2 separate regions of the Mus musculus genome follow, and region 1 is linked to region 2. The links are chromatin contacts, found by Hi-C in ENCODE. All regions are on one chromosome and are shown on one strand. Each heading gives the region's core, a stretch centred on a gene start or an enhancer-like site at or near the end of the contact. The rest is flanking DNA. Distances are from core to core; before and after follow the strand shown. Region 1 overlaps Gm51626 (a long non-coding RNA gene). Region 2 holds the start of Raph1 (Ras association (RalGDS/AF-6) and pleckstrin homology domains 1).

Evidence for each region. Hi-C counts contacts between places; a loop is a spot of excess contacts on that map.
Region 1: a loop to region 2 is called in a map of heart, with 3 times the contacts of the local background. The contact joins the enhancer-like site here to the promoter of Raph1 in region 2. A Hi-C loop is called at or near these places in 3 of 37 maps with a recorded cell type or tissue (T-helper 1 cell and heart).

Annotation. Positions count from the first base shown.
Region 1 is chr1:60,606,685-60,611,616 of GRCm38, forward strand. It overlaps Gm51626 (a long non-coding RNA gene), which reads left to right. Exons shown (of 2, transcript XR_003947834.1): 2 at 18-375. Among named protein-coding and RNA genes, the nearest start is that of Gm38388, 9.7 kb to the left of the region's middle. Within about 2 kb of position 2,432, at least 1 of the 3 ENCODE cell types and tissues checked has a DNase peak (open chromatin) inside an H3K27ac peak, as active enhancers do; it is heart, where a contact is called at or near this core.
Region 2 is chr1:60,564,228-60,569,003 of GRCm38, forward strand. Raph1 (Ras association (RalGDS/AF-6) and pleckstrin homology domains 1) reads right to left here and starts at 2,538. Exons shown (of 14, transcript NM_001045513.3): 1 at 2,338-2,538.

The DNA.
Region 1 (4,932 bases), core at 1,182-3,681, 42 kb after region 2:
TGCTCCTCTTGTCTTAGGGACCGATTTTTGGACAACAGACCTTTCTGCTGGTGGTGTCTTGCGTGGTTGAAGAAGCAGTAATGAGACGAAGGTCACATGACTCGATGGCAAACATCTCCATTTGCTTTCTTCAGTAGGATTAACTGCTGATAATTATGGAAAGGAAGAGGTTGCAAGGAGGACATCTTTTATTTCTCAATTGCTCCCATTTGATTTTTGAGGCATGGATAAACAGATCTTTTGGATAGGAATAAAGAAGCAGAAAGAATATGTGATTTTGTTATGAAAAATTTCCAGTACCATTGCAAATGCTATCTTCTTTTTTTTCAGGCACTATTTTCCTTGTTGGTAAAATAAAGATATTAAGTAAATATATTTTTTATGTCATCTCATTTTTTAAAATTTCTTTTTCTTTCTTTCTTTTTCTAATTGAGATAAGATCCCTCAGTGTAGCCCATCCTGGATTCCTAATCCTCTTGTTTCATCTTCTGTAGGAAGATGACTACTACAAAGAGCTGTCCTTCAGTATGGCCCAGGCTGATTTGTACCACTATCTTTGACATTGTCAACACACACACACACACACACACACACACACACACACACACACACACCATAAAAACATAAAATCCGAAGCCATGATATGCAAGCAAAAGACCAGTAAGACCAAAATCCAACAAAACAAACGGACAAACAAACAAAAAAACAAAGCACTATGAGACAAAATGTCTACAAAAATACCATTGAGTTAATTTCATCTTGGCCATCTACTGTGATGGCCCCCTTTTTCAAATTCTGTGTGCTCATAAAGACTGAGCAACCAGAAATCCCTGTTCTCTGTGAGAGTCCTGACAGCTCTGAAAGAACTAGCAGTGGAAACACCAGAGACAATCAGGTGCTTACGTTTACGCATTGAAAGTAGTGTTGAGTGTGGAGTTAACACTCGTGTTAGTCATGTGTCTTGTTGGAACAAAATCCCTGACAAAAGCCATTTAGGGAAGGAGGGGGTTTACTTTGGCTCAGATTTTAAAGGTATGTGGAAGGACAGCGTGGTGACAGGAACACGAGGTGACTGGCCATATTGTACCACAGGCAGGACTTGGGGAGATGAATGTTAGTGCTTGGCCTTTTTTGTTTCAGTTCAGGACCCCAGCTCATGGGCTTGGTACTTTGAACAGGTTAAGATGCCTCTTCCTAAATCATCTAAACTGGATAACCCCTTATAGGTGTGCCTGGAAGCTTTACCCTAGGTGAATCTAGATGCAGTCCAGTTGCCAATCAATATTAAGGCTGTGAGGGTTATGATAGGATGTTTTGATTTGTACTTGGAAAGTCTCCTTCCTTTCAACTTGACAAGCTTTCTGAGAAAGACCCACTGAGTGAATTAACAATTTAGAGTGAATGAAAGAGTACCCAGGAGATTGGAATTAAAAGAGGAGGATGGAAGAGAGGAAACATTTTTCATTCGTAAAGGTTCTCATCCAACCATTCATTTAGAAGTTACTGATATTGCTATATGTTAGATAATATGCTGGGTGTATAATGTAGAGTTGCTTTGGTGAAGGACTTTCTGATACAGGGAGAGGAAAAATAGTCTTTTGAGAGGAAAAGTTTTTTCTGTAAGTCTTGAAGCCACTCTGCTATTGAGGAAAAGCTGTCAGTCAAATCTGAAGAAGTGCAGAGGCAAGAGATCCCAGAGTGAAATTCCTCAACAGTAACGAGGGGAGGGCCAATACTGCCTACTCCCTTCATCAGGAATAGTAATGTATCTCAGGAAGAAAGGCTGATTGAAGAAAGGGGTCTGGAGAATTTTAATGTGAATCTTCAAGTTGAACCACTGCAGGACAAACTGTTCTTAACTTTATACCCATAAGATTTTTACAGGAGGGTGGGAGAAAGTCAGGATTAGCTTTAATTAGAAACCAGAGCCCAGCCGTGGTGGTACTTGCCTTTAATCCTAGCACTCGGGAGGCAGAGGCAGGCAGATCTCTAAATTCAAGGCCAGCCTGTTCTACGGATCGAGTTTCAGGGCAGCCAGGGCTACATGGGGAAACCCTGTCTCTGAAACAAAACAAAACAAAACAAAACAAAACAAAACAAAACAAAACAAAACAAAACAAAACAAACCATAAAATGTTTAGGAATGAATTAAGATATCTTTTATATTCTTTTAGTAAACAAGGATGCATTAAAAACAAACAAACAAACAGCAAAAGCCAGGCCTGGAGGGCCATACTACAAATAGTATTAATTCAACTCAAGCTTAAAAGAGAAAATTGCCCCTTGGATCACAAACCCTAGATTCTGTAGAATCAGGAAGTTTCTTCTCCGAAAGCTCTTACCTAAGGACTGTTTGAGGCTAGATGACAGGTCACAGGTTCAGAGCCCAAAGGAACATTGTGTCTCTGAGTTATCAAACACTGACTGTCCAGCCAGCCCCTTAGCAGGGACTTCCTGGAAAATCCCTGGCTCCCAATAAGCCGTGGCAACATGTGAGTGGAAAGCCTTCCTTTAGAAAGTTGTCTTGATGAGAAGAAAGCCAGTGATGACAGAACCCAGACGTCCCTGAGCTGGCAGAAGAGCGATAATGTTGGTTGTGTTGACAGTTGACAGTCACAGACAAGGACATGGTGCCTTTGAGGCGTTTGCTCTCAAGGTGAGTATATTTTTTTGCCTGGTACACTTAGGGGTGGTGGTAGAAGTGATTGCTTGCCCTGCACTGATATCAAAGACACAGGGTCTACAGGATTCAGAACATTGGCTGGTTCCCCTCTTGGCTAGTGAAATAAGTAATTCCCTTATCTGCTAGTGAGGGTTTTTGGAGCCAGTCTGCACAGGTCTCAGGTTGCTATGAATCAGTACTTGTAAGGTTCCACAGGCAGTACGGAACCAGAAATACTGGTTTTTGCAGACTTGGAGGTTGAAGGACTCATGTGACCAACTGTAACAGCAACTTCAGGCCCTCTCTGGCAGGAGGCGGGGTTTATAAATAAACAGAAAGCAAACATAACTGACTCAGCCTGAAGTTTGTGGCACTGGTTTGATACAGTCGACATGCTTAATTCAACAACATTAAAGATGAATTGAGGTAGGCATTATGTATTTTAATAAAACAAAATAAAAACCTGCTCAGTAATATTAATCAGTGTATTAGAGACTCAGAGCATGTACATTTGAAGTCTGGTTTAAAAGTAACCTTGTGTTAGACTATAGTTGTTGGAAGTCCCCGAGTGCAGTGGCCGTATCATGTCCAGACGACGGCATTTCACAGCATCCACCTGCATCCTCGAGCTCCTAACATTCTTTCTACTTCCTCCCTGAGCCTTGAAAAAGGTGATGTAGAAGTTCTGTTTAGTGCTAAGTTCTCAGACACTTATTCACAGCGCCTTGAGCAGAGGGATGCTGCTTGCTCAAGGCTGAGAAAAGCTCTTCTCTATAAGTATAAATATTCAGGAGGTAGTTTGATAACATGCCCGCTATCAAAACAACAGTAGTAGATCCCTTCCTCCTATCCCCAGGGCCTGTGGTCTTCCCAGCCATGGGCTTTTGACCAGATTTACAATTCTAGGTATGAATGCCCTCCTAAGCATTAGATGAGGCTCAAATCTAATCAGAAAGTGGTTGGTTTCTCATACAACAGTCATACCACCATTGCCCCACGGGTACAGTTTGCACAACAGTGTGGTTGTAGCTTGCAGGGTTCACAGGCAAGTGACTCAGCTGCGGACTTTTCTCCCCTAGAAGCCTTCATAGCATCTTACTGTACAATGAAAACTAGCCAGCAGGGAACATCCTCTTTAAGGAAATCTCTCGAATCTCATTAAATTTAATCTTAGCCATTAAAAAAAACCCAGACAATGATTTAAATACATTTTTCACATTTCAAGCAATCCTTATTTAAAAAGGGAGTACACAAAGATACCCATATTTGTTGTCTGAATGCTTTTGGGAATGATAAACAGATTGATGGCTCTGGTGCCTGGTGTTGGTGCTGTTTGCTTCCTGGACTGACAGAGCAGATAGGCTGTAACTTCATGCACAACACACGGATTCCTGGGGTTAGGATATAAAAGTCAGTCTGTGGGAGCAGAGCTCTCTGGAGCCCTGTGTAGCACATGCCAGCACGTCAGGAACTCTGACAGTAGAGCTGACATCGACTCTCTGCCTTTCACTTCAGGGCAAAGAGAAGCAGATGCTGTCAGAGAGCCTTCTCATGCTCCATTGTAAGCAAGAATGGCAGAGCCAGGAATGCCCATGAGTGTCAGCCGCCAGGAGCTTGGACAACCCCAGATTAACCCCTGTAAGGCATTTGAATACTTCACTGTATTTTACTCAGAAATAAGCTCTCAAGCTTACTGTTCCACCCTGAGGCCCACCACTCCCTTCAGTAGGGTAGGGATGGGGATAGTACTCTTTCTCTTGTGCTGTTTCCATTTCTAGAACAGCTTCCATATAAATAAGTACTGCTATTCCCAGTACACTTAACACTGATATTTTAGTTGGCCTAGTCATTTTCTAGTTTGAAGCAGTGAATATTCTGTTACGTGTCAGTCAAAGATGCCTGGCACTTGAGAACTAGAAATGGAGGATAAAGAAAACAACTAAGATCCATATCCAAATCATGTATGTCTTTTCTCTTATATTTACCTTCTTCGATTTCATATAACTGCCAACTATTGGGTGTGTCATCCGGTGGCCTTACCATGACTCACTGAATTTCAGACATGGGTCTGTCAAGTCTCAGTTCTCCCCACTACACCTCCTGAGGGTGTTCTCTGTCCGTCCCTCCTTCCTTCTCTGTCCCTTTTAAATGTGTTTGCATGAATGTAATCCATGTGTATGTGAATGCATGTGCATTTGAATCCATGTGTACATGAATGCACACAGAGTCCAGAAGAGGGTGTTGCATCCCCTCTAACTGGAGGTGCAGAT
Region 2 (4,776 bases), core at 1,288-3,787:
GAATCTATTATCCTTGTTTCTAGTCCACTAACATTTATTTACTTATTTATTTGGAGAGAGCCAAAACTCAACAAAAAACAAAAAAATAACACAATTATCCTCAAAGATAACAGTTAAAAAGATCTAGCCAGAAAACAAAGTGTTAAAAATTGTGAAGTCATTATCCAAAGATGCTTACCTCTCCACTACTGTCAGCCAGACACTAAATTAATAATCTCAGTGAGAGAGACCTGAGTCAAGAGTCTGTGTGGAATACTAAATAGAGCTAATATTCATCACAAAGAAACAGCTACACATTGCTCTTTACTAAAATCAAACACAAGTGAGCAGCAATCCCATACCACAAAATGTCTGGTGAAAAACCAATCACTTACAAACCTTTGTAGACATTTTGTACTTACTTCAACTGAGCTATCTGTAACTGGTGTCTGGAACAAACTCAACAAAGGGTTTTAAAAAGTGTCCTTATTTTGCCACCTCTCTAGGATTCTACTTAGAGAATTCTCTCTAGGATTTTACTTAGAGAATTTGGATTTTACTTTTATTTTTTATGTGGTTTGATTTGTATTTTATTTTTTACGTGGTTTGATGGTTTTTCAGATGGGCTCTCATTGTGTAATCCAGGCTGACCTGGACTTCACGTCAATCTTCCTGCCTCAGCCTCCCCAGTGCAGACTACAGGAAAGATCCACCCACCATGTCCGGCTCATGCGAAGGGATAATTACCACCTAACATGTGAAATGTCTTCTTCTCCCAGTCTATACTGTTAAAATCTTGCCCGTCCTGTTGAAATTCAAATATATGATGCACATGTATGAAAAGATCATGATGAGACCCAGTATTATGTATAATTAATACATAACAATAAAACGTTGTTTTAAAAATGAAGTATTATTCAACCTTTTAAAAGGCTCCACTTTATACTGGCAGCTTACAGATCCCCCCCCCCCCCCCCCACTGACCTCTCAATGTAGAATCAACCTTTTCTTTGCTGTCTTATGCTACACATGCCTCAACAACTCACTGTTGCCAACATTCACTTCTGACCCTCCCTCTCAGGAGACACTCCGCCCTCAGCAGGAGGAAAAGGAATTTAACACGTACTGAGCATCTCAGAGACAAGCAAGGGGCTACCAATTTTGCATACATTTTCTTATTCAATCTTCTTGACAACAGGCTAGAAAGGAAAACAGGTGGAGTACTGCTGCTTACCGGCAGGGAACTACTGCATAGTTATCGGCTTGCTTGTCCACTATCACGTTGCTAGCCTATTCTAGCGCATGGAATGTGACTTTACTCTGTTCTAACGCACTGTTTCCACCACTCAAGTGTTGTAGAAGTGTCTCCCACTATACCTGAGGAGGTTTCTGTGACTGTGTGCTCACTTCAATATTCTTACGAACACAATACCACCGTTTAATAATCGAATGATGCCTCAGCCCTAGCCCGCTACCTTTACAGTTCCTTTAGGGAGGACTTTACCTACTTGGGCGGCTCTCCACTTCTCCATGAGAAATGCTGCAGGCAGCGTCCACCCAAACTGTTCTTCCCATAAAATGTATGAAATGCAACACACAGGAAACATGCAACTCATACCATTTCCCAAAGCTCCTATTTCACTCTGATACATAAGGATCAAGTAGTTTCCAGTTCACACAGGGGGGCCAGCCTAAGACAACCCCTGAATAGGAAAAGGGTATCTTTCAGGTGTCTTAAAACGAAGGCAACCTAACCAACACTATTAGGCAGCCTTCCCTCTTTCTGCCGTCCTCCACTGAATTGCAGTTTGGATTTCCGGCGGGAATGTACGCGGAAAGATGAGATGGAGCTAAAAAGCACTAGAGCAATTACTTTGCCGGCTTAATTAGAAGACACAGAAGGCGCCCCGCCTTTCTAAATCTCTGCAGTGAACTCATCTATGAAAGCAGGCAGGGCATGGAAGCTAGAACAATCCCGCACCCAGCCATCGGTTTCTGCGGCTACCGGGAGCCAGTCCCTTTCCACCCGCGGTCCCCGGCCACCGGCGCCCTAGTGCGGAGTATCAGCCCTGCCGCACCTCCCCAGGCGGCCCCAGGTCTCATTGTCTGCACGGTGCAGCCCCGAGGGGCGCGGGGTGCAACCCAGGCCCCGCCGACCCCCTACCCACCGCAGGCCGCCTGGCGGGGCTCAGCCCAACGCTGAGAGCCTGACCGGCAAGGACCGCGCCCCGGGCTGCAGCCGTCCGCACTCGCTCGGAGGGCCACGCCGGGCGCCGGGCAAATGGAGACGGCAGCGCCTCCCGGGCACCCAGACCTCTCCTTTCCCGGACCTCGAGGGCCAGGTGGCGGAGCACTCACCGTGGCAGCCCCTCGGCCCTCCCGGAGCCCTGCGCTAGGCAGCAGCTGCTCGCGCCTCCAGTCGCCGCCGCCGCCGCCTCTCCAGGGGCGACGCTCCTCTCCCGAACGCTGAGAGCGCCCGCAGCTCCCGCGGCGCGCGCTCGGCGACTGACTGACCGACCCACAGAGCGGGCGTCGGCGGGGACTGGGCGGGGCGGCCGCAGAGCCCCGCGGCGCGGATCACAGAGCCCGCGCGTCCTGCCCCGGCACACTGGGCGGGGCTGAGGGCCGCGCGGCCCAAGGGCGGACCGACTTGCGCCTGACCGCGCGCTCCCCGCCGCGGCCACCGCTCACTTCCGGCGCAGGCGGCCGCGCGCCTCTCCTGCTCCCCGGCACGCGCGCACGCGCGCGCCCCTCCCGGCCTGGACAGCCGCACCCCCCACCCCCACCCAACCGGCCGCCCCTCAGGCGCCGGGCCGCACCCAGCCGCGGCCGTCCTCCGCGCCCTGCCTTTCCAGCGCGCGTCCGTGTGAGTCGCCTCCAGGAACCAATGAATCAGAGAATGAATGAGCGGAGAGGAAAATCCCGCCGCGGTCCCGCCCGCCGTGGCCCTTCCCGTGAAGCCTGCCCAATCACTCGGGTCCCAGGGTCTTGGGAGACTGAGGGCGGACGAGCAGACCTGTCCGGGCTGGGAGCCTTTGCCTGCCGCATGTGTCGTCTCCAGAACCAACCCTGGGCTTCCTCAGGCACTCGCCTACTATTGTTGAAATCTGGGAGCACTGCCCTAGGAAATCCCATTTTAGCTTAAACTCTGCAGTTTCGTGCAGTGTAAGGAAAGCTTTCAGGGATCAGACATTATTCCATTCATCTTTACCTTTTTCACGTCAGAGCCTGTTCATCTGTGTCCCTGGTTTCTGTTCTCCCTTATTGAATTTGTTCTCAGCAAGGGTGTTGGCGAACTTTCCTGAGCCCTGAGCTGTATTCCCTGAGTACTACACTTAAAATACTGGGTTTGATTCCAAGCTCCAAATTACTCAAATGCTGCTTATCTTAATGCAGTTTTGACTTAGGCAGACTTAGATTTCTTTCGATTTACGTCCTTATTATGACCTTCATGTAAAGTTGATCAAAGGAAAGGAAAAGTAGTATTAAATTACCTTTGCTTGGCTATGTACTTTGTTAGCATTGAAGAAATTGAGCTATGGTCTGGAATTGGCTGCATTGAACGTCCAGCATTCTTTTTTTTCTATGTCTTCTTGTCTGTTCTTTAACTGTTTCTGTATCTTGAATTTTCACCAAAAAAATAAAAGGAAAAAAAAAAAACCCATAAATAACCTATTTCCGAAATTCTGGCGATCTTTCTAAGAATGAGTATTCACTCCTCTAGTGTAGGATCAAATCCCAGTTTGACTAATTGCATTCTACTTCCTGATATTCTTGAAGAGTTCCAAGTAGTTTCAGTCTTTTAGTAGTCTTTTCCAAACTGCTGCACAATCTGTTTCAAACTGGTATTTAGAACTGTCCAATACAATTATTGTCTGTTTCACACTTGAGATACTTGTACTTAGGAAATAAGTGCATTTTTTGTATTTTAAATTTAGTAGGTCTTCAATAATCTCGTGTAAAATAACATCATCTCATAAACTAAAAATGGTGGAAGTGTCCAGTACCTGTGACCTCTCTTCCCTGTTGAACTCAGTCATCATTTGTTACCTGTAATTATTTCAGCACACTATATTCTCTTAATGAATATCATATCATATTCAGTTCATACCCCATGCAGTATCTACTGTAGACCTTTGTATAAATAACAAATGCTTTGAATTTTTTAATCAGCAATGCATACAAATGTTATCTGGAGCCTCTTCATTCCCTTGTGACTAAGTTTATTGAGATTAAGCATACCTAGGTGCCCAAACCTAGTAAATAACCTATTGTTGTCAAATGTTATTACTAGACTGAACACATTACAAGGAAGAGTCTCACTTTTACAGAAACTTCCTTACAAAATAGGCTCCTGAGTGCTCTTTAGATAGCTCTCAGCCAGCTCTTCCCAACAAGTGCTTAGGTTGGTTAAGATGAATCTTAGAAAACAGTCACTTTCTACCATTGAGAAAAATAAGCAGGTTCTCATTAAACCATGAAATAATCTATTCACTTAATTAGAGTCTATTGGGCTCCAACTAAGGGGTAATAATGTAAAAACAAGAAAGACTTGATGCCTCCAGCCCCCAGAAATCACAGACTGCTAGATAAAGGAGATAGGCAAGCCAGTATTAGAAAATTAGTCTATTCCCAGATCAGGAAAGCCTACCCAGTGAAGATAAACTACACGTTTGATGACTGACAGGCAGGAGCTCGCCAGATAAGGAGGGAACAGGCACTCTAGAGAAAGGCAGCAATGTCTGTGCAGGTGTGTGAGCATTAGTAGTATTACCATGCCCTCGAGGCTACTCCCAA